Regions from separate parts of the Homo sapiens genome. Here all the other regions are linked to region 2. A link is a contact called in ENCODE Hi-C or POLR2A ChIA-PET data. All regions are on one chromosome and are shown on one strand. The core of a region is the stretch at or near the end of the contact, and the rest is flanking DNA. Distances in the headings are between cores, read along the strand shown.

Region 1 (4,286 bases), core at 459-2,958, 1.2 Mb before region 2:
TTTTCTAACAATAATATAGCTATACAAAAGAGATTGTTATATCTCTAGAAGCAAAGTTCCCCAACAGTGGTTATATGCCCCATGATAACCATTCACCTAAAACTAATTCAACTAATAGTCAACAATAGAGTTAGGATTACTATGATAAACTCATTGAAGGAAATAATAAGCAGCCAATACAAACTATATTTACGTAGACTGTAAAAATATGAAAAATTGATTACACATGGGTTAGTATCATATGCAATACATATTACATATTATGAAAAAAAGACAGGAAACACCAAATGTTATTCATTCAACAATTACTGACCACCTATATGTATCAGGTCATGTGTTTAAAAAAAAAAAAAAGAAAAAAAGAAAAACCAAAGAAACAGTGGTAACTTGTCCTATGTGATATCAGACTAAAACTTACCTAGCGTCTGAGAATATTAGTATTTTGTGACCCCACGTTTCTTATGTCAAAAATATATATTCCAGCAGTGCAAACCTGACTTATTGGTGCCTCATACCTGTAATCCCAGCACCTTGGGAGGCCGAGGCAGGAGGATCACGAGGTCAGGAGATCGAGACCATCCTGGCTAACACGGTGAAACCCCGTCTCTAATAAAAATACAAAAAATTAGCCGGGCGTGGTGGCGGGTGCCTGTAGTCCCAGCTACTCGGGAGGCTGAGGCAGGAGAATGGCGTGAACTCGGGAGGCGGAGCTTGCAGTGAGCCGAGATCGCGCCACTGCACTCCAGCCTGGGCGACAGAGCGAGACTCCGTCTCAAAAAAAAAAAAAAAGAAAAAAGAAAAAAAGAAAAAAAAAGAAAACACCAGGCACCGAGCTAACTGTATCACACACCTTTTCCGATTAGAAAAGAACAATGAATACATACTCCTTTGCTTATTATAATTCTTGTGCGGCAAATATAGGACACTCTTATCTCCTCCTGCTCAAAAAAAAAAAATGCAAAAACCACAGACTTTTTAATCTATGGAGTGAATGCGTTAACAAGAACATAGAATTAAGGAAGAATTTCCCTTAGATAAGTACATTAAAATCTCCAAAATGCTCAAGGGACTGAAACTGCCCTTGTGGAGAAAATGCTGCGCATCAGCCCCGCCAGTTAAAACAAACAAACAAACACAAAAAAACACACCTCATCCCCGTTCACCTTTAGCCCCACCCCGGGTGGTTCTTGGAGCCAATAAGCGCCGGATGCCCTCAGAGCCCCGCCCTCCTCCTGGCCAAAGCGGTGAGAGGGTCTAAAACAGCCCTTTCTGCAGCAGGTGGCGGAGCCCCGCCCCCTTCTCCCCGCGCACCAATAGGAACCAGACCTGAAGAGGACGAACCAAGAACGAAAAGAACCACCCACTCGGGAGCCGCAACCTAGAAGCCAGAGTTGTGTATCAGATTCAACTAGGAGAAAATCCCACCTCCAGGCTCCATTAATCCTTCCAATGGAGTGGAAGTTTCTCTCACAGAGAAACTAGTAAGGGGATCCAATGGGAAAAGAACGTTCACACGGACTAGAAGACGAAACCAATGGAATGGAAAATTGTCCTCGCGTTGGTAGAAGCAGCCAATGAGATGAAAAGAGCCCGCCTCCAAAGTGGCTGCAGAGGCAATGGGGTGAATCGTGCTCAGAGGCGCGCTCCAATGGGGTAGCAGGGCTCGCCCGGCCGCCACTACCCCGCTTCCCCGCGCCCGGAGTCCCCACCCACGGCCGGCCGCGGAGCCGAGTGCTGACCCGGGTGAGAGGTTCCCGCGGCTCAGGGAAGATGGCGGCAGCCGTGGTGCTGGCTGCTGGGTTGCGCGCGGCGCGCAGAGCCGTGGCGGCCACGGGGGTGCGCGGGGGGCAGGTGAGAAGTGGCGCGGGAGCGAGTAGGGGGTCCTGCGGGCTCCGAAGCCATCCGGGGCCAGGGGGTCCCGAAGGCGCGCAGAGCCGCGCAGAGCTCCTGCCTGTGGCCTCTGCCCCTCCGAGGCACAAGCTCCGGGGCTGTGTGGTGAGGTCGAACTGGTGGCTCCGGAGAACGAGCTGGTGCTGATTCCCGCCCTGCGCAGGCCGGGGCGCCGAGGTCGGGACAGGGTCAGTGCAGCGGCTGCCGCCTTCTTTCCACTGCCTGCAGCCCAGCTGGCCCGATGCCCCCTGCAGGAAATGAGCTTTCTCTTCTTGGAGCCAGTGCTCTGCCCTCCTCAGGCTTCTGGCCTCCTAATGAGCACTAGTGTTAACCTCTCTTCTGCACTTGCCAGAAGCGGCTCGGAGGTCAGAGAATTCATTCCGTCCCGTTCTCCCCCAACGTGATGCAATGACATCAGCCTTCTCTGAATCCCTTACCCGAAGTTCCCTGGGGCTAGGGGAGCAGAGGTCACTTAGCTGAACTCTTACCTCCACTCATTCAAGGGACAAGAGTTAAAATTCACAGAGTCACATGTGACACCCAGATGAGGGGTCAACTAGTGTCAAACAGGGCGATTGCATTAAAACTTAAATAAAACAGGCGACAAGGCTTAAAGATCAGAAAACAAGTAACGGAAATAAGTGGAAATGTACTAACAAGGTGAGAGTGGAAAGAGATTCAAGCCATCGCAAGAGATTATGGAAACCATCCCTTTATTTTATATTAGAAGCTGAGAGAAGGAATTTATCTGAGGTAATTCAGTGGTATGGTAAGGTAGGAACTGAGACCAAAATCCCCAGTCTCTCATTCTAGATCCTTTCCCTAAACAGTGCTATATTTCGTGGACACATGAGCAGGAATCAATTGCACTGCTGAATCCTGATAATAATACCGCCTGTTATCTAACCAGGTCCAGCACCTTCTGGCCCTACCCTTTGCTGCTGGTGCTCTGAAATTCAGGAACTTTCCTCCTGGGTGGGAACGATGAATAGGTTATTAGAAGGACGAAATTAACAACTATCAGAGCCCAGCTTCTGCCAGCTCCCTCCTTTGAATATGGTCGATCCACCTTCAGGTCCGAGGAGCTGCAGGTGTGACTGATGGGAATGAAGTGGCCAAGGCCCAGCAGGCAACTCCTGGGGGAGCAGCCCCAACCATCTTCTCCCGGATCCTGGACAAGAGCCTCCCAGCTGACATTCTCTATGAGGACCAGCAGGTGGGGTGCTCTTAGGACCTATCCCCTTAGGAATGTTGTAGATACCATCCAACCTGTTGAAGTAACGTGGCCTCTGGCCTGTCACTTCCCCCAGTGTCTTGTGTTCCGTGATGTGGCCCCTCAGGCTCCTGTGCACTTCCTGGTCATTCCTAAGAAGCCCATTCCTCGGATTAGCCAGGCTGAAGAAGAAGACCAGCAGGTGGGAAGAACAGGGCCAGGGTTTGGCTGGGAGGAGCCCCTGGACCCAGCTAGAGGTCTTGCTCCCTATGAATGAAGCCACCTATGTCCCTCCGCTCTCTCTATAGCTTCTAGGACACCTACTCCTTGTGGCCAAGCAGACAGCAAAGGCTGAGGGCCTGGGAGATGGATACCGACTTGGTGAGTGACTTTTGGCCCTTGGTCCCTCACCTATGAATTCTCATTCCTACTTCTCAATATGATCTTCATTCTTCGACCTCTGCCATGATCCTGACTCCCTAACCCCAAGCTCAATTTCAGTGATCAACGATGGGAAGCTGGGTGCACAATCTGTGTATCATCTGCACATTCATGTACTTGGGGGCCGGCAGCTCCAGTGGCCTCCAGGTTGAACCTGCCAACTGATTAAAGGACACCAGACTCTGGATGCTTGGATGGAAAGGGAAAAATGGACCCTGTGATGCTAATAAAACTGTTCTCCCTTAATTATGCTCTCCTGTCTTTAATATAAAATTTTATACCACAAAGGGGAAAGAAAACTGATTCAGGGCTATGATGCCCCTTGACTGGTCTGAGTGAAAGACACTGAGGAGGTCCAACCTGTGGTTAAATGTTGCCTGCAGATATGTAAGTCTTCTTGACAAGTGGTCCACCCTAGGTCAAGCTTCTAGAAAAGTAACAGTAGGAATGAGCCTAAATGAGTAGGAAGAAACTGAAAGCCAATCCTGGCCCTTCTTCAGAGGTCAAACCAGGTTCTAAGGGCGCTTAGGAGGAGGGTGGTCAATATGAGGGTCTTTTATTAGAGGAGGAGTAATCACACCCAAACAAAAGCGGCTGCCTTTTCACTATTCTACGTCTCACCATTTTGCTCAAGCTAGTTTGTTTATTTTCATCCTTAACATTTGTTAAAGACCCCACTCACTTTTGAGAATGAACTAAGCAAACTAAGGGGAAGCTACTTGCCTCTCAGCAAACACCAAGT
Region 2 (5,743 bases), core at 1,022-3,521:
CCTGGAAGGGTGCCCTTCCACGTCAAAGCCCCTCATCAGTGTCAGGCCTCCTGTTACTATCAATGGCTGTCTCCCCCAATCCCAACCCCCAAAAACCCATACTGTGAGTCGCCTATATGAAGAGAACTAAATAATCCTGCCTGTTACTCCCTTCCTCGGAGCGAGGACTTTGCCAGCTGTCTGAAGAATCTTCTCTGCTGGGAGTATATCTAAAACATTTTAAGCAGAGGTGTAGGATGCAGGCTGTAAATGGTAAGAGGGGGAGATTCCTAGAAGCTGCCTGCCACAGAGGAGCGACTTGGGTTGGCGACCTTTCCTACAGTTCATACCCCAACTTTTGGCTCCTCCAGTCTGATCCCAAGTTTAGAGATCCTTGGCATCAGCCTACCTAGAAGTTCTTGCTCCCTCCCTAGGAGAGTCCAAGGGCCACTGCTCTTTGCCGCCCCCTTCTGTCACCCAATCAGCCTGGGACCCACTAACTCCTCAAGTGGTGAGAATCAGGGACTGCTATGTGGGCCTGCCTTCAGTTAGGGACTGGACCCAGCACCAGAAAGGGCACCACAAGATTAAGTTAAAGAAAGAGATGGCCCAGTTTCTGGCTGGGGCCAAAGCTACAGCAGATTGTGGCTGGGGAGAAGACTTGGTCTTAAAGGGGAGAGATGGGTGCACACCCAAAAGCATTTGTTTTCTGCCTTCCGAAGACTTCTGGACCGACAAGCCCAGGGAAGACCAGAAAGTATGTAGCGCACAGCCAAGTGATGAAGAAGGTCTATGACAAGCCCGAGGAACCTGGGAGATTTCCTTGGGATTTCCTCAGTGGCTACACCCAACAAGCCTTGGGACACAAGAGAAAGGCCTAAGCCCTATCCCAAGAGAAAGCCTACTCCATAGAGAGTGGCTGACCCTACAGCAGACGACTGCAACAAGATAAGGGCTGGATTACTGTGTTATGACTTGGTTTATGTTTCAAATATAGAGCAGGACTTGCAGATTGAGATCCCTGGACCAGGAGTGGGAAATTCTTAAAGGAGCCAGGGGCACTGAACTTGGCAGCATACCCCCACCCTAGGCAGCTCCCAGCTTCCTGGAAAGGACTGGATAAAGATGAATAGGAGCTTTGCATTGCAGGGAGGGGGTAAAGAACGGAGTGACAGCTGGGTATGGGATTAGGAGAGAAGCGGCTATAGCTGGAGGGTGGGATGCAGGGGGTATAGCAGTTGGACATGAGGGTGTGACTGAACCCGGGTAGGGAGAGGGGATGTTCCTCCAGGCCCAGGAAGGAGGCTGGAATTTGAGTAAAACAAAGATGTAATTGAGTGCTTGAGTCCAATGTCTTCAACAAGTCAGGGACTGGATCTGGAGACCCTAGGCCCCTGCTGGCAAGAGGTTGGCATTCCTGGAACAGGACTAGACAAAAACAGGAAGGTAAGATTCACTGGGCCTTTTACCTGTTTTGACAACAGTAACCTAGCACCAAAGAGCTTTTATCTTCCCTCCTTATCTACCCCACCTTTCCTCCCTGTCTCATCATCCTGGGGAAAGCTGCCCCACCTCAGCATCTCCAAAACACCCTTAATATTACCATAAAGGGCCTTCCCCCAGCTTCTCTGAATGGGGCTGGCCTCAGCCAAGAACCCTCCTCAGCCAGAAGGGCCTGCTCTAGGGACCCATTCCCATCCATTTCTTCTGATAAGACAGGCAGGCCAAGCCAGGAAGTGGGGAGGAGAAGGTGAAGGCAAGTTGGTGCTTGCCTGCCCTCTGCTCCCACCCCACCCACAACTCCCCTGTCAGAATCTGTGTGTGCTAGTGTGAATTTGCTTGTGATTGGATGACTGTGAAAACACAATTGGGTGGGAGAGGGACTTTGAGTATAACCGGGGCTATATAATTTTGTCTACGGTTGTCTGATCATGAGTATGACTTTGTGAGGTTGACCAAGTGATTGAGGAGTGACTTTGAATGTGTGGCTATGCGTATTTGAGTGTGAATGTCTATCATTAGATGCTGCTGTGGATGCTTGACTGCCCTTACTCACTGTTCCATCAGTCCCTACATCACACACTAATCCTTCCCCCAGCTTCACTGCCCAGAGCTTAGGAGCACATGGGAAATGGCTATCCTAGATGAGGAAGGAGTCTGTGGCAACAGGCCGAGAATTAGGGCCCAGGAGTGTCACAGGTTACACAGTACATCTCCAACTGCCTCTGACTCACCTAGTGCCCCAGGTAAAAGGCACCCAGATAAAAGGTAGGGGAGGAGGAGAGAGAGAGAAGGAAGAGTCTAGGCTGAGCAACATGAAGGGGCCCCCAACCTTCTGCAGCCTCCTGCTGCTGTCATTGCTCCTGAGCCCAGACCCTACAGCAGGTGAGTACTTGGGGGTATAGAAAGCTGGGGGTCTGGGTGAATGGGATGAAGTTGAAAAGACCCAGGAAATCCAACCTAACCTCCAGCTGTCTGGCAGAGAGGTTCTTGGTCAGGATCCCTCTGAACACATGGCCCTGTTGCCCCTAGCATTCCTACTGCCACCCAGCACTGCCTGCTGTACTCAGCTCTACCGAAAGCCACTCTCAGACAAGCTACTGAGGAAGGTCATCCAGGTGGAACTGCAGGAGGCTGACGGGGACTGTCACCTCCAGGCTTTCGTGTGAGCTCCCACCCCTGATACCCCTGACTCTGACCTCAGTCCCAACCCCTAATGCTGATCCCAACCCCAGCCCTAACTGCTAATTCTGTTGCCAACTCAGGTTTTCATCTGGTCCTTGCTCCTAACCCCTAATTAGGGTCATTGGGGATGACCCTAATCTCATCCCCAAGCTATGGTCATAGCTTTGGACCTTTCTCTACCCAGGCTTCACCTGGCTCAACGCAGCATCTGCATCCACCCCCAGAACCCCAGCCTGTCACAGTGGTTTGAGCACCAAGAGAGAAAGCTCCATGGGACTCTGCCCAAGCTGAATTTTGGGATGCTAAGGAAAATGGGCTGAAGCCCCCAATAGCCAAATAATAAAGCAGCATTGGATAATAATTTCTGAGTATAATCTCCAAGAACTTCCTTATTCTCTTTATTCACACCTGCACAACCCCTGCAAGGGGAAAGGCCAAGAGCCAAGGACCCACACACACTCCCCAGGCACCTACATACATGCATGCAGAGAATACATGTTCCCTGCCTCACAGACACATGGTCACACATGGACACAGATGTACACATTACACACGTTCCTTGAGCAGAACTCCAACTCTGGGGTGAAATCAGAGGTACAAGCACCTTTCAGCTGCAAATTTGAAATACAGGGTCTCACAGAAATGGGCTCCAAACAGAACTTCCAGCTGAGATCCAACCATAGGGATCTACTGTCCTGCCTGGTTTCTATCCACACCAGCAAGACAGAATTATAGGTGGAATCTGCCGAAGCCCTCCTGGGTCCTCTACAGGTTTGGAGCTCCTAGAAGAAGCAGGAGGCAAATCAGGAGAGACAGTAAGACCGGATCTTGGCCCAGACACCCTGAGAATGAGGGAGGTGACTCAGTTCTAAGCTTAACACTCTGAAGATGAGTAGAGGAGCCCAGCTCTGAGGGAGCCTCTTCAACACACTGAAGATACGGGAGTGGACCTAGCTCTGGGCCCAGGCACATTAAGAATGAAGGAGGGGACCTAGCACTGATCCAAGACACCTTGAAAAAAAAGGATGAATATCCAGCTCTGAGTCTAATACCCTGGAAGAGTATTAGTACTAATACTAATACCCTGAAGGGAAGTCCACCTGGGGTCCTTCCTCAGTACCCTGAGAGGAGGGAAAGAGACCCACTTCTGAGCCCAGGGACTCAAGAATGAAAGGCCCAGCCCTCAGCCTAGACATCATTAAAATGAGGAGACCCAACTTGGATTCCCAGCATGTTTTAAAATGACTAGGGCAGCCAGCTCTTAATCTGGACACTCAAAATAGGGGCAAACATCTCCAAGTCCAAATCTTCTGGATGTCCTACTCACCTGGACGCCTGTCCACTGGAATCACTGAGGCCAAGAACCCAGGCTTTGGGGATCCATCCTTCCCACCCCGTCTCAGCCTCAGCCTGGGGCATAGAAAGGCAGCTGTCTCTCCAACAATGTGGGTTATCTCAGTCTCCGCCAAAGGGTTTATTAGTAAAGGGTCAGGAGAGGAATCAGTTAAAATCAAGTGGGGCATGGGGGATGGAGGTATGGGGAGGTAGTTCCAGAATCAGACAGGTTCAGCGGGCAGTCATGAAGGGTGGAGATGAATGTGGTCTATGGGCATCAGAGCATGTGTGAGGATCAGAGGCTGAGGGACCAATGGCAGTCACTTACCAGAGCCCCAGTGCCAGGGCCCCAGCCACCAGTCCCAGGAAAGAAAGGATTCCCAAAGACGCCAGCACAGCTACCTGCTCCACAGAGTCCCTGTGATCTGAGGGGGAGGGCCACATGTCACTGAGAGCAAGCCTGACCAAGCTCGGTGTCCCCTTTTCTCTGGGGTTTTCAGTCCTTTACAAGTCTTGCCCATCTGCCCAAGCTCACCAAGTAGCCGAGGGTGTGGTTGGAGGGAGGGCCTTGGAGGAGCAGGGCTGTCCACCTGAGGCTCCACCTCTGGCTGCGTGTGTAGCTGGCCCCATGCTGGTATCTCCTTTGGTATGGTCCCTAAAGGAAGGCAAGACCCAATAAGTGTCCATACGCTGGTGGGGACGGGGGTCACGTCCTGTGCTCAAGGCCAAGGCCTAGGTTGGAAGTCAAGGTACCTAGGAGGAGGAGCCTGATAGGGCATGGCCAGCTCCTAGGGAGCATGGCAAGCTCCAAGCTTGTAGAAGTGGAGCCTGTAACTGCAGGGGTGGAGGCCAAGGGGCAGGACTTAAGCTAAGACAGGGCTGTAGGCAAACAAGTCTGAAGTCTGGGACAGCAATTGCCGTGCCTGTGTGGGCAGGGCATGTGCCACCTGCCTGTCTTTTGGAACTGGTTCAGCTGATAGATGCTTTGGGATGGGGCCTCTGCCCTTTTCTTTGGCTTTGTCTCTCACCAGTGCTCGGAGTTCCCCAGGCCTCCGGGCTCCAGGTGCTCCAGGTGCCAGCATCTAGAAAGTCCCGGGCACTGACTCGTACAGCATGGGGCAGCCCAGCCACAGCATCTGTGATCACCTCCTCCAGTCCAGCTGGCTCCACCTGGGGGTAAACATGACTCACTGTTACCCAGCTTGTAAGTGCAGGGCCTTCCCAGCCACCATCTACAAAGAGCACCCCTTGCTCCCAGTCTCATCCTAAAGCCTAGTGGAGCTGTCTAGGTCTCATGTTGGGTGTCTGGTGGAGCTGAGTCTACACCTAGTGTTTGTAAGACGGCAGTAGTGATTACTTAGAGAGGCTGTGGCATCAGGCAGCCTGGGTTCAAATCTTTGGTGAACCACATATTGAATGACCCTTTGGGCCTCTCTGTGACTCAGTTTCTTCATTTGTAAAATAGAGGTGAATCTACCTAAACAAAACAATGTATGCAAAAAGTGTAGCCAGGTACCCCACAGGCAGGCAGCACTAAGTAAATATTAGTTATTATCTGATGCTGCTGCTCCCTAGTCCTGATACCAGCCAATCTTTAACATCTCCTGAGACACAAATTCACTGCTATCCTCAGCTGGGTATATGAGTGTTTGTAGGAGAATGTGCCTCTAGGTGAAAGGCACTCCTTTTCCTAAGAGTTATTTTTAGGCCGGGCGCCGTGGCTCACACCTGTAATCCCAGCACT
Region 3 (5,763 bases), core at 1,494-3,993, 1.5 Mb after region 2:
AAATTAGCCCGGCGTGATGGCAGGCACCTGTAATCCCAGCTACTCAAGAGGCTGAGGCAGGAGAATCGCTTGAACCCGGGAGGCAGAGGTTGCAGTGAGGTGAGATTGCACCATTGCACTCCAACCTGGGGGACAAAAGCAAGACTTTGTCTCAAAAAAAAAAAAAAAAAAATTCAAGCAGTTTAAGCAGATTTGGGCAGGAGGCCATTCTGCATAAGGTAGTCTGAAAAGGTCTCTGTCATAAGGTGACATTTAAGAGACCTGAATTGAATGAAATATTGGGGACAAGTGTTTCAGGCTAAATGAACAGCAAGTACAAAGGCCCTGAGGCAGGAAGAAATATGGCAAGTTCAAGGAATAGCTATCAGGCTAGTGTGGCTAAGGCAGGTCCAGCATGGTAGAGTGACAGATGTGGGTGGGGAGGGAAATAGGAACCAGATTGAACAGGGTTTCTGTGGATTTGGTTCTGAACAAAATGGCATGATCTGATTTATGCTTACAAAGATTTCCTGGATGCTCTGTGGAAAACAGACTAGGGAGGAGGAATGGAGGAGGTGGAAGCAGGGTGACCAATTAGTAGCTGCCATATAACCCAGGGCAAGATGATGGTGGCTTGATCGAGGATGGTTACATCAGAGTTGGCTGGTGGTGAATTTTGATGTTTTGAAGGTAGCACTGACAAAGCTGGCTGAGGGCTTGCAAATGGCATTGAGAGCAAGAGAAGCACATCAAGGACACCTTTTAGATTCTGGGGAACTGAATAAACAATAGTATCACTCTCTGAGGGAGGTAAGAACGGGAGTGGTGTGTAAGGAGTAGGTTGCTGAGGGCAAGATGTATTGTGTTTGAGATGCCAGTAAAATAAGCAGTTGAATCTGGAGGTCAGGGAAGAGATCTGGGCTGGAGACAAATCAGTGATCAGCATTTGGATATTATAAATCATTCCGAGGCAGTAAGTGTAGACACAAAAGAACATCATGGACTATGGCTGGGGCCTTCAGCAACTGGGGAAGAAGTCCAGAGAGGAGACAGAAATGGCCAGTGAAGTGAGGAAGATCAGAAGGACCTGGTGTCCAGGAAGTCAAGTGAGGAAAGTTGATTCTGTATGATCACAACCAAAGTGTCAACTCATAAGCCTTATTTTCTCATCTGTGAAATGGACACCGTAACACCACCTACTTCATGGCAGATAGTACTGGCACACAGCAAACTCTCAAAATAAGGTAGCTACTGTTATTCCCTGATGGTTGGCTGCCAGAGCCCTCAACTTCCCTATCCACATTACTGACAGCACCTCCATGAGTCTTTCTCTGGGGTGAGGTGTCTCTGCTCACTCAGGGCCTGAGGCCTCTGGGTCAAATCGAGGTCAAGTGGCTTCAGTGCCTAAGTCTCTCACCCACACAGCCTTCAGCCCTTACTTGCAAATCAACAAAGGGTAAACCTGTAGAAAACATGGGTTTCGGAGCCAGAATTCTGCCTCTTGCCAGCTGTGGGCTCTTAGGAAAGTTTCTTAATCTGCCGGGGCCCCACTCTACGACATGGGGAGAACTGCTACTTCATGGGACAGTGGGTAGCCCAGTGTAGACTGTAACGCCGGCTGATCTCCTGCACGCTGGCCTGGGAGTTAGAGGCTTCTTGCTGCTCTCCTCTTCAAAGTATACAGGACTCCCGCCACACACACATCTGGAACCAAGCTGGTCTGAGAGCCCCTTATAGCCCAGGCTACCTGATGGGGAGGCACAGAAGTGGCAACCCGTCCACTTTCTTTGCCGCAGGACCCCCCGTTAAGCAGCGGGGTCCAGCCGGGCTGAGTTAGGGAGGGGGTTTCGAACGTGCCACTCCTCGCCCGGCGTCGAAGCCCGTTTCCTGGGTAACCTTTTTCTGCCTCTCTTCCTAGCCCACCAAGGCCCACTGGCCAGAACGCCGCCGCGGCCCCAAACCACTCCAGATAACCACCCGCCAGCTGTCCTCTCCGTTCTCTCCGCCGCCGCGCTGCAGGCCCAGGCTCGCACCCGAGTCCCTTCGCACCCCAGGAAGTGGCGCGGCCTGTCGAGGGCAGCGTGGAGGAGGAAGAGGAGGCGCGGCTCAACGCGACCGAAGCTCCGCCGCAAAGGCTCGGGAGGAAGAGGGCGGTGCGCGGCCAAGCGTCGGAGCTGCAGTCATACTCCGGGGACCCCACGACGGCGCCCCGCCCGCTGCCCACCCTCCCGAGGCCCCGCCCAGCGCGCCCATCCCGCCACGGGCTGCCCCGCCTTCCCGCCCTCGTCCAGAAAACCCCGCGCCCGGCCCCGCCCCCGCCTTCGCCGGGGCCCCGCCCCTCCCCTCTCCGCCGGCGCCTCGGGCGGCTTCTCGCCGCTCCCAGGTCTGGCTGGCTGGAGGAGTCTCAGCTCTCAGCCGCTCGCCCGCCCCCGCTCCGGGCCCTCCCCTAGTCGCCGCTGTGGGGCAGCGCCTGGCGGGCGGCCCGCGGGCGGGTCGCCTCCCCTCCTGTAGCCCACACCCTTCTTAAAGCGGCGGCGGGAAGATGAGGCTTCGGGAGCCGCTCCTGAGCGGCAGCGCCGCGATGCCAGGCGCGTCCCTACAGCGGGCCTGCCGCCTGCTCGTGGCCGTCTGCGCTCTGCACCTTGGCGTCACCCTCGTTTACTACCTGGCTGGCCGCGACCTGAGCCGCCTGCCCCAACTGGTCGGAGTCTCCACACCGCTGCAGGGCGGCTCGAACAGTGCCGCCGCCATCGGGCAGTCCTCCGGGGAGCTCCGGACCGGAGGGGCCCGGCCGCCGCCTCCTCTAGGCGCCTCCTCCCAGCCGCGCCCGGGTGGCGACTCCAGCCCAGTCGTGGATTCTGGCCCTGGCCCCGCTAGCAACTTGACCTCGGTCCCAGTGCCCCACACCACCGCACTGTCGCTGCCCGCCTGCCCTGAGGAGTCCCCGCTGCTTGGTAAGGACTCGGGTCGGCGCCAGTCGGAGGATTGGGACCCCCCCGGATTTCCCCGACAGGGTCCCCCAGACATTCCCTCAGGCTGGCTCTTCTACGACAGCCAGCCTCCCTCTTCTGGATCAGAGTTTTAAATCCCAGACAGAGGCTTGGGACTGGATGGGAGAGAAGGTTTGCGAGGTGGGTCCCTGGGGAGTCCTGTTGGAGGCGTGGGGCCGGGACCGCACAGGGAAGTCCCGAGGCCCCTCTAGCCCCAGAACCAGAGAAGGCCTTGGAGACTTCCCTGCTGTGGCCCGAGGCTCAGGAAGTTTTGGAGTTTGGGTCTGCTTAGGGCTTCGAGCAGCCTTGCACTGAGAACTCTGGTAGGGACCTCGAGTAATCCACTCCCTTTTGGGGACTGACGTGAGGCTCCCGGTGGGGAAGGAGACTGACCTCTCGGTTCACGTGTCTTGCCATAGAGCCACTCTCCTGAGTGGGTTTTTCTCCTGATCGTTTGGGCCAAGTGACTTCTCTCTGAACCTCATATTTCTCTTCTGGGATAATAAATGGTCACCCTTTCAAGGGGTTGTTTTGGAAGATATTGTGAACAATGGTAAATAAGGGCTTAATTAATGAGGGTAAGCCCTCAGTAAATTGTCACTGTGTGTTCATTTCTTCCTCTGTGTGGATCGTGACCGAGAGCCCTTCCCCCTAGCCTCCTCCTGGTATGGGTACCCAAAACCTAGGTGAGCAGGGATCTCTCCCAGGGGCAGAGAGCTTGTGTACTCTGGGTGTTAGAGGGCTAAAATATAACCAGTCAACACCACGTTGCCCATTTCTGGTACTTCCGGTAGCAGCCTGAGTCTCAATTATCTTGCCCAGATGATCTGAACTCTGACCTCTAGCCTGTTTCAGCATAGGCAGAGAGCTTGAGTAGGTGAGTTTGCATTCCTCATAGCAGCTGGCTGAGCCTAGTCTGGACTTCTCTTTGACCTGTAACCTACAGGCCCACAGGCCCAAGGCAACCACAGGTTGCTTCCAGGGTTACCACACAGGTGGTTTCTCATTTCTAATGCTAGGTTTTAGATAATTGTTGTAAGTGAGGGGCCCTGGCAGGCAGGATGACATCCTGCCAATAGGAGTTTTCTGTCACTTTCCCACAGAGCCCTGGCTACTACATACTCTTGCTCAATTTCGCCAGTAATTGCGTCAATGTGTTCATATCAAGTTTGGGAAGAACATCTTGGAATTGGTCAGACGTGAACTGTGGTAATAATGGGGGCTTGTTTTTTTAAGCAGATAATTAAATTCCTTTGCATTTGATGATTATTCTGGGAAGCAGACTAGTCCCATAAAATGAAATGGACTCTGCCTTGCTGCTAAGTGTCTGACTTGAGACATGCTATCGAGTTTCTCAAAATCTCTTCCTTGTGTAAAATGTGGTTGTCGATGATTACCTTACAGGGGTTTTTTTAAGACTAAATGAGATCGTGTACATTAAATACAGGCACTCAGGCTGGGCATGGTGGCTCACGCCTGTAATCCTAGCACTTTGGGAGGCTGAGGGGAGTGGATCACTTGAGGTTAGGAGTTTGAGACCAGCCTGGCCAATATGGTGAAACACCATCCCATCTCTACAAAAATACAAAAAAGTTAGCCAGGGGTGGTGGCATCGCAGCTACTCAGGAGGCCGAGGCAGGAGAATTGCTTGAACCTGGGAGGCAGAGGTTGCAGTGAGTCAAGATTGTGCCAGTACACTCCAGCCTGGGCGACGAAGCAAGACTGTCTAAAAAAAAAAAAAAAAAAAAAAATACGGGCACTCAATACACCGTATAATAATAATATAGTAATAATATTTGCTTAGGATCTTTAAAAAGTTTCATTTTTTCAGACTCCCACAGAAATGGCTCTGCACAGCAGAGTGAAGGGGGAGAGAGACTGAGTCTCCAGGCCAGAAAAAGGCCAGGTTTTTTGCTTTTGTTTTTAGTTGTTGCCTGGATATTGCACAGAAAGAAAAAATAATTAGCAAGTTAAACAAAAGTACCGCAAAGTTGATTACATTGGTATTTGAGTATCACATCTTCTCTCAGAAGCGTAAGAGACAAGGTCGTGACCATACCTCTGCTTAGTTTTGTTTTGTAATGGTGTTGCTAGTGATCGGCTTGTCACCAGTTACTGGTGTTTCTAAATGGACTATAATTGGCTACTTGAAAGGACTTCCTGAGAAAGAACATTTTGGAGGACGAGGAGAGAGTGCCTTCTCTATTTTGGCTGCTTTCATGTGACATGCAAGAGACCATGACGTTTAGGCTGCTGCTGAGGCAGCCCCAGAAATGGGGGCCGAGAGGTCTTTTCTTCATTTTAATAGGGTCTGTAGGTTTGGGTGGTTAGGTACAGTTCTCAGAATGGAGGTTCCTGGCTATGAGGCCTTGAGAAAGCTGAAAGTCTCCTTGGGAGTGTGTGGGTGGGGGGAGTCGAGCCCATCTGTTCATGGGCAGGTGTCAGCCAAAGCCCTTGCGGGTGGTTTTGAGGTTGGTGGGAGAAAGCATCCGTGGGGTTTAGAGTTGTGGCCTTTTCACTACTTGCAGTTCCTTTCCCCGACTTGGCTTTACTTTCTGGTGTCCAGGGGTCTGGGCCAGATGCTGAGATTCCTCTCAGCTGACAGGTGTGGGTTATGGGCAAACCCTTCCCTGGAGGACATAAGGCACCGGATTGGACTGCTGATGGGTTGCTGTTGGAGTTGTCAGGGCCTTGGAATAGTCTTCAGATAGACTTGGGTTAGTGTGACCTGGGGCAGGCTGCAGGTTTGGAGCCATAGTACCCCCCGCCCCCACACCGGGCACCCTGCTCTGGG
Region 4 (5,612 bases), core at 2,097-4,596, 1.4 Mb after region 2:
TAGATAGTACTTAATAAGTGTATTAGTTTTCATCTCTTTCCCCTAGGAATATATTTTGGGTTTTCCATACATAACCTCTATAATCTGGTCTACAATCCCAAAGTGGAAAAAATTAAGCATACTCCCCTTCAACCCACTCATGTTCCCCCAGAAGATGCTTCTTGGTACAGTCAATTCAGTCCCTGAAGCACAAAGACAAAATGGTTTGCCTAAGGACATAAAATTAGTAGCAAAGTCAGAACTATGTGTAGCATACAGAATATACTATAAATTGGTAAGACCTGGAAGACATGGGTTTAAGTCACTTATCACTTATTTTAACTTCAGGAAAGTTACTTAGCCCCATTTTCCTTACATGTAATGAAGATAGTAACAACCTCTATATCAAAGAGTTGCAGTGAAGAGTAAAGCAAGTTAATAACACACACAAAATGGTTAAAATGGTACTCTATCATTGCTGTTAGGACTACAGAGGATCTGAAACACACAGGCTTGAGCATTGATGGGTGCAGTATAGAGCCTGAGGGTTTCAGGTTTAATAATAAGGCCTAACATTTATTAGGTATTATGTGCCAGGCACTATCCTAAGCACTTTACATGTATTAACTCATTTAATCCTTACATTCCTGATGAGAAAACTGAAGCACAGAGAGTAGGAACTTGCCCAAGGCCACAGAGGAATTCCAAGGAAGACTCGGGGTTCCAACTCAGTTTGTGTATTAGAGACTGCGCTCTTACACTAACAGAGCTTGGGCAGTGGGTACCATAGAAACATACAGTGAAAAATGGAATGATCATAAAGGTCATAGAGTAACCTCTCACCCAATTCAGGATTTGTCCTGAAAGCTTTCACATAGGCAGAATTCTAGGGGATGGGATGGAGGGCCTCACAAAATCACAAAAGGATTAGACAAATGCAGAGGGTGGCAGAGGTATTCTGGAAACATAAGATAATTTAAAGGTTGGAATGGTTAAATTGGACCAGTGGGTATTGTGTAGTTCTCGCTTGCTTGAAAAAGCGAGACTGGAAAGAGGGGCAGAAATAAGATCAGTAAAGATGTCTAGAGAAGCCTAGTAAAGGATAGGAAAAGAGTGTTTCTCGTTAAGCAGTAATGAGTTGATGCAACTAGAGAATCCAGAGAAGGCTGCATGTACTCATATACAGGATATGTTCAACTAGACATGAGGCAGCAGGCAAAGCCCTCAGGAAAAAAACCCATAAGAGACATGAGGAAGGGAAACAGGACACATTGATCAGGAAACTGGCCATGGCAAAGATCAGAGGCACCATTTTTATTTCACTATTTCAAGTAGCTGGAAGTTAGTAAACAGGATGTCTAGTCACCACGGCTAGAATACAAGTGGTACCCTAAATCCAAGATAACACAGCAGCACAGTAGGTGTCCAACAGGTGGGAAAGGCAGACTAAAGGGAAATCCAACTGGCAGATTACAAAGTCCAGAGACAAGGCTGGCATTGCAGAGTCTGCTCACCGGCAGAAAAGTATCCTCTGCACTGGGCTTCTGTTTAAAGACTTTGATGATGAGGGTGTGGGCTAAAGATGATGCTAAAATACGAACATGGAATGGGAACTAAAGCAAAATCAAACTAAAGCACATGAAAAGGAGTAAGGAGGTCTTTGGACTAGAAGATTTTGCCTCATTAGATACTTTCTGGGTTGGAGGTAATAACTTGGGCACAACACCAAAGTTCAACACGAAGACTCACAACTAGGCCCCACCGAATTCTTCTTCAAACACTGAAGGGTACAGAAATGAGTCAGAAACGAGCCTGTGGATGAGACGATCAATAGATCCAGTTTAGAGAATCTGGTGAAGGACTAGGTGAGGAGAATAACAAAATACCCAGCCCAAAAAGTTTTCCAACCCCAAGGAAGACTTAATATCCACATCAAGACTAGGGTACACCAATGCAGTGTGTTTTCCAACTTTTTTTTTTGAGACGAAGTCACACTCTGTCGCCCAGGCTGGAGTGCAGTGGCACGATCTTGGCTCACTGCAACTTCCGCCTCCAGGGTTCAAGCAATTCTCTTGCCTCAGCCTCCGGAGTAGCTGGGACTACAGGCGCGTGCCACCATGCCCAGCTAATTTTTTGTATTTTTAGTAGAGACGGGGTTTCACCGTGTTAGCCAGGATGGTCTCGATCTCCTGACCTCGTGATCCGTCCACCTCGGCCTCCCAAAGTGCTAGGATTACAGGCGTGAGCCACCACGCCCGGCCCTAACTTTTTAAACTAAGAACCATAGTAATAAATACATTTTACCTGCCACCCAGTATACAAATACATATATGGTCTTCTTGGTGCCCCAACGGCTGGTCAGGGACAGAGCTGAGATTCAAACCAATGGTTTCCAAACTCCATTCTGCAAACTGCTGCCCTGTTTTCCAGAGTGGGCCATAAAATCAAATGAAGGCAGTGGGCTGTGACATATTTTTAAACGAAACAGAAAACAGAATATATTGCTGATTGTAAAACAAACCAACCAACCTCACTGCTTCCAGAAACTTCTGGTTCGCTTTTATATTTATGTAAGTGTACAATATTTAAGGTCGCGATGCAAAATGTTTCTTTTGGTTGCTGTCCAACACATTTGGAAAACACTGATCTATGGAACACCCTGAGGAAATGGATGTTATATCAACGAACAAATGAGGCTGTCTCTACACACTGAGGCAACTCCAGGAGGGGGAGTGAGTGAACAATTACAGAATAGGTACAGTACAGGGCGGGAGCCATCACAGGAATTAACTTATCTACTCCCAACTGACAGATGAGGAGACTGAGACTGAGTCACACGGGGTTCGCAGCAGGCTGAGACTCTAAACTACTGGAATTCGGCTCGCGCCCACGCCACCACTCCAGGCGGTATGAGCACACCACACCCTACACGTCAAGAGCCCGCCACCGTCACTGGCTGTGACCTGGCCGACGCCCGCCTGTCGAAGGTCAGTGCGCCGCTGCCCCAGAAACAGCCTGTGGGAAGGCAGGGCACCCACATCGACTCGCAGCGCCGGGACAAGTCCTCTCTCCTCCGAAACCCAGCTACTGGGCTTCACCATCTAGTCCAAGAAGACACAGATCTTCGTACGCACGATGCGCGGGGCTTGGCCCTTCCGAGCCACTATCCTACGCCCTAGCATGTGCTACTCTCGCGATATGAGTGGCTGAGGCCCTAGAACTTCGTCACTGACCCAATTTCCGCTCCCTGAAAGGGGCCCAGTCCCGCTCGGGCCGGGACAATACCTGAGACAGGAGGCGCCTCCGCCATCCCGTGCCGCAGAACCTAGATCGAGCTGTACAGCCAAGTCAGCACTGTCACCAGGTCACGTGCCCCGGACTTCCGGCGCCGCGAGAATATTCGCATCTGCGCGCCGTGTAGACGGCCACAGAGGTTGCGCAGCCCGAATCTGTGTGGCGCGTTCGTGACGTCAGATAGACGCGCCAGGTGTCGGGCGGGAGGAGGAGACTAGTAGCTGGATGGAAATAGCAACAATCGCAGGAGGGAGGGCGGCGACTTGCGTAATCATTGTGGTTTTCCTTTTTTTATTTTTTGATATAGGGTCTTGCTGCCTTACCCAGGCTTGAGTGCAGTGGTCTGATCATGGCTCACTATAGCTTCAGTCTCTAATCCTCCCGCCTCAGCCTTCCGGTAGCTGGAACTACAGGCGGAGCCACCATGCGCAGCTATTTTTAGTAGAGACGGGTTTCGCCATGTTGCCCAGGCTAGTCTCTCCAACTCCTGGCCTCAAGCGATCCTGCCGCTTTGGCCTCCTAAAGTGCTTGGCTTACAGGCGAGCCACCACGCCTGGCTCCAGACTTTTTTTTTTTTTTTTTTTTTTACAAAGGCGTTTATTCTCATCAGTATCACCGATATTCTCATGGTTCACATTTGCCAACGCCGCTCCTCTCCTTACAGTAGTTAAATGTGCAATCTCACTTGGGGGCCCAGGGAGGGGTGGGGGCTCGGCCCAGGGTGGGGAGGGCGTTGGCACTTCACGTGGACAGGGTGGGCAGCCTGTCCTGCGTGAAAGAGGTGTGGGTGAGTGGGCGGCCAGGGAAGGGGAGTTGGCAGGGGAGGGCCCCGCAGTCTTTTTTTCTTTGGTGGTTGGTGATTCTCCATTCAGATTCCTTCCTGGCTTCCCAGGGTAGGGGAACCATGCAGCTCAGGGCAGGGCAGGGGAGGAAGAGAAGGAAAAAGCAGCAGGCCGCCCGGGGGGAAAGGTGGAGGGTGAACGGCAGGGCAAGGGGGAACGGGTGGCTCCTGAGGTAAGGCACAACCCTGTCTTTGGCTTTCCTGGTGAGGAGTTTCCTCCCCTGCACCCCCTGCCCGACGCTTCTCCCCACCCCCCCACCCCCCAGACCCACACACAGTCCCAGGAGCCAGGGGGCACCACCTCCTGGGGTCCCTGAAACAAGTGGGCTCTGCCACCCAAGCCAGTGCCGCAGGGGCTCGAGGAGGGACACCCGAGGAAAAGGCAGAGAGGGGCAGGCAGGGGCCTACCCAGGACAAGGGGGTGGGGGTGAGAAGACCCTAGGCCCAGGAGCTGGGCCCCCCGCCCCAACTAAGTCCTGGAAGTGGGGGAGCACCTGCTTCCTTTCGGGGGTCTGGCTGGAGCCCCGGTCTGCCCCTTGGCCTCCGTCAGGCCCAGCCACTTGCCAAGTGACCAGGGCATTGTGCTTTGGGGTAAACGCTGGGGTGGGGTGGCAGGCCAGGAGGCAGGGGGAGAGGAGGGATGACTAAGGTGCTTGTGCTTTAGCTGGGGGTGTCGATATCCCCCACTCGGGCCGGCTGGGGGCTAAGGTGCCAGGCCCCGGCCAGGAAGACAGTGCCAAGACCCCAGCAGACCGTGGCACTGACCCCCACAACAAGCAGATGTTAAGAGGGACCCCCAGTGGGCCAGCGGGGCTGCTGGTCCCATCAGGGGGATGGTCTTCAAATCAGATTACAAGGGTCCAGTAGGGGCTGGCCCCCACCCCATCTCCTGAAATCCCCCTGCCCCTGGAGAGACCCCTGGGAGCAGTAGGTAGGCGGGGGTTGGGGAGGCAGAGGAGAGGCAGGGAGGACGAGGGCCAGAAACGCAAACAAGGATGTGGATGGTGAAATGACACCCCGCATAGGGGGATGGGGAGTTAAAAAAGAAAAAAAACTCTCTGCCTTCACATGAAAATCTAAAACAACAACAAAAAACCACCCACTCTGGGCGAGAACAAAAAGAGAGGAATGGTAACAGAGAAAATTCTGCAAACAACTGCTAACAATGGAAGTGGACCCGGCCCTGCCCTGCCCTGCCCTGCCCAGCCCCCAGGAGCTGGGCCCAGCCAACCAGCCAAGGCCTGGGACACCCTGAAACTATAGCCCTGTTGGGGAAGGTGGACAGGGGAGGGGGAACCCGGTCGGACCCACAGGAGCCTAGGCAGCAGCTGGGACTGGAGTCCTACACCCACACTCCACACACACCCACACCCACACACACACACACACACACACTCAGCCTGCCCCCCAGCCCCCCAACACCACCCTGCCTTCCAAGGCCCCCCCACCCCTGGGGACCGAGGGGGACAACAGACACAGCCCCATTGGTTTGAAAAAT

What was found. Hi-C counts contacts between places; a loop is a spot of excess contacts on that map. ChIA-PET counts read pairs that join two places held with the same protein, here RNA polymerase II (POLR2A). Pooled maps may share reads with other maps.
Region 1: a map of B cell shows a loop between it and region 2 (14-fold over the local background). The contact joins the promoter of HINT2 here to the promoter of CCL27 in region 2. A Hi-C loop is called at or near these places in 5 of 168 maps with a recorded cell type or tissue (B cell, CD4-positive, alpha-beta memory T cell, CD8-positive, alpha-beta T cell and 1 more) and 17 of 50 pooled maps.
Region 3: a loop to region 2 is called in a map of ovary, with 5 times the contacts of the local background. The contact joins the promoter of B4GALT1-AS1 here to the promoter of CCL27 in region 2. A Hi-C loop is called at or near these places in 2 of 168 maps with a recorded cell type or tissue (naive thymus-derived CD4-positive, alpha-beta T cell and ovary), 1 of 37 single-sample maps with no recorded cell type and 6 of 50 pooled maps.
Region 4: a loop to region 2 is called in a pooled map, with 26 times the contacts of the local background. The contact joins the promoter of NFX1 here to the promoter of CCL27 in region 2. A Hi-C loop is called at or near these places in 1 of 37 single-sample maps with no recorded cell type and 7 of 50 pooled maps. POLR2A ChIA-PET finds 5 or more read pairs at or near these places in 2 of 52 experiments (PC-9 and activated T-cell).

Annotation. Positions count from the first base shown.
Region 1 is chr9:35,812,464-35,816,749 of GRCh38, reverse strand. It overlaps HINT2 (histidine triad nucleotide binding protein 2), which reads left to right and starts at 1,708. Exons shown (of 5, transcript NM_032593.3): 1 at 1,708-1,851; 2 at 2,966-3,106; 3 at 3,201-3,305; 4 at 3,412-3,484; 5 at 3,605-3,790. The coding sequence starts at 1,771. The coding sequence ends at 3,696. FAM221B (family with sequence similarity 221 member B) reads left to right here. Exons shown (of 7, transcript NM_001012446.4): 7 at 1-359. RefSeq lists silencers at 1,066-1,245, 1,576-1,895 and an enhancer at 1,336-1,515.
Region 2 is chr9:34,659,185-34,664,927 of GRCh38, reverse strand. It overlaps CCL27 (C-C motif chemokine ligand 27), which reads left to right and starts at 2,271. Exons shown (of 3, transcript NM_006664.4): 1 at 2,271-2,364; 2 at 2,512-2,644; 3 at 2,849-3,038. The coding sequence starts at 2,295. The coding sequence ends at 2,984. It overlaps IL11RA (interleukin 11 receptor subunit alpha), which reads right to left. Exons shown (of 13, transcript NM_001142784.3): 9 at 5,028-5,169; 10 at 4,535-4,654; 11 at 4,328-4,424; 12 at 3,992-4,074; 13 at 3,026-3,446. The coding sequence ends at 3,430. LOC730098 reads left to right here. Exons shown (of 3, transcript NM_001320038.2): 3 at 1-765. RefSeq lists an enhancer at 4,799-5,300.
Region 3 is chr9:33,163,928-33,169,690 of GRCh38, reverse strand. B4GALT1-AS1 (B4GALT1 antisense RNA 1) reads right to left here and starts at 2,743. Exons shown (of 3, transcript NR_108110.1): 1 at 2,645-2,743. It overlaps B4GALT1 (beta-1,4-galactosyltransferase 1), which reads left to right and starts at 2,355. Exons shown (of 6, transcript NM_001497.4): 1 at 2,355-2,933. The coding sequence starts at 2,522. RefSeq lists enhancers at 1,772-1,851, 1,374-1,938, 1,922-2,021, 1,939-2,504, 5,305-5,354 and 2 more and silencers at 2,172-2,571, 2,330-2,603.
Region 4 is chr9:33,288,250-33,293,861 of GRCh38, reverse strand. NFX1 (nuclear transcription factor, X-box binding 1) reads right to left here and starts at 3,346. Exons shown (of 24, transcript NM_002504.6): 1 at 3,265-3,346. The coding sequence starts at 3,289. It also overlaps the pseudogene LOC100862682. RefSeq lists enhancers at 3,071-3,120, 2,102-3,301, 3,271-3,320, 3,331-3,750, 4,456-5,417.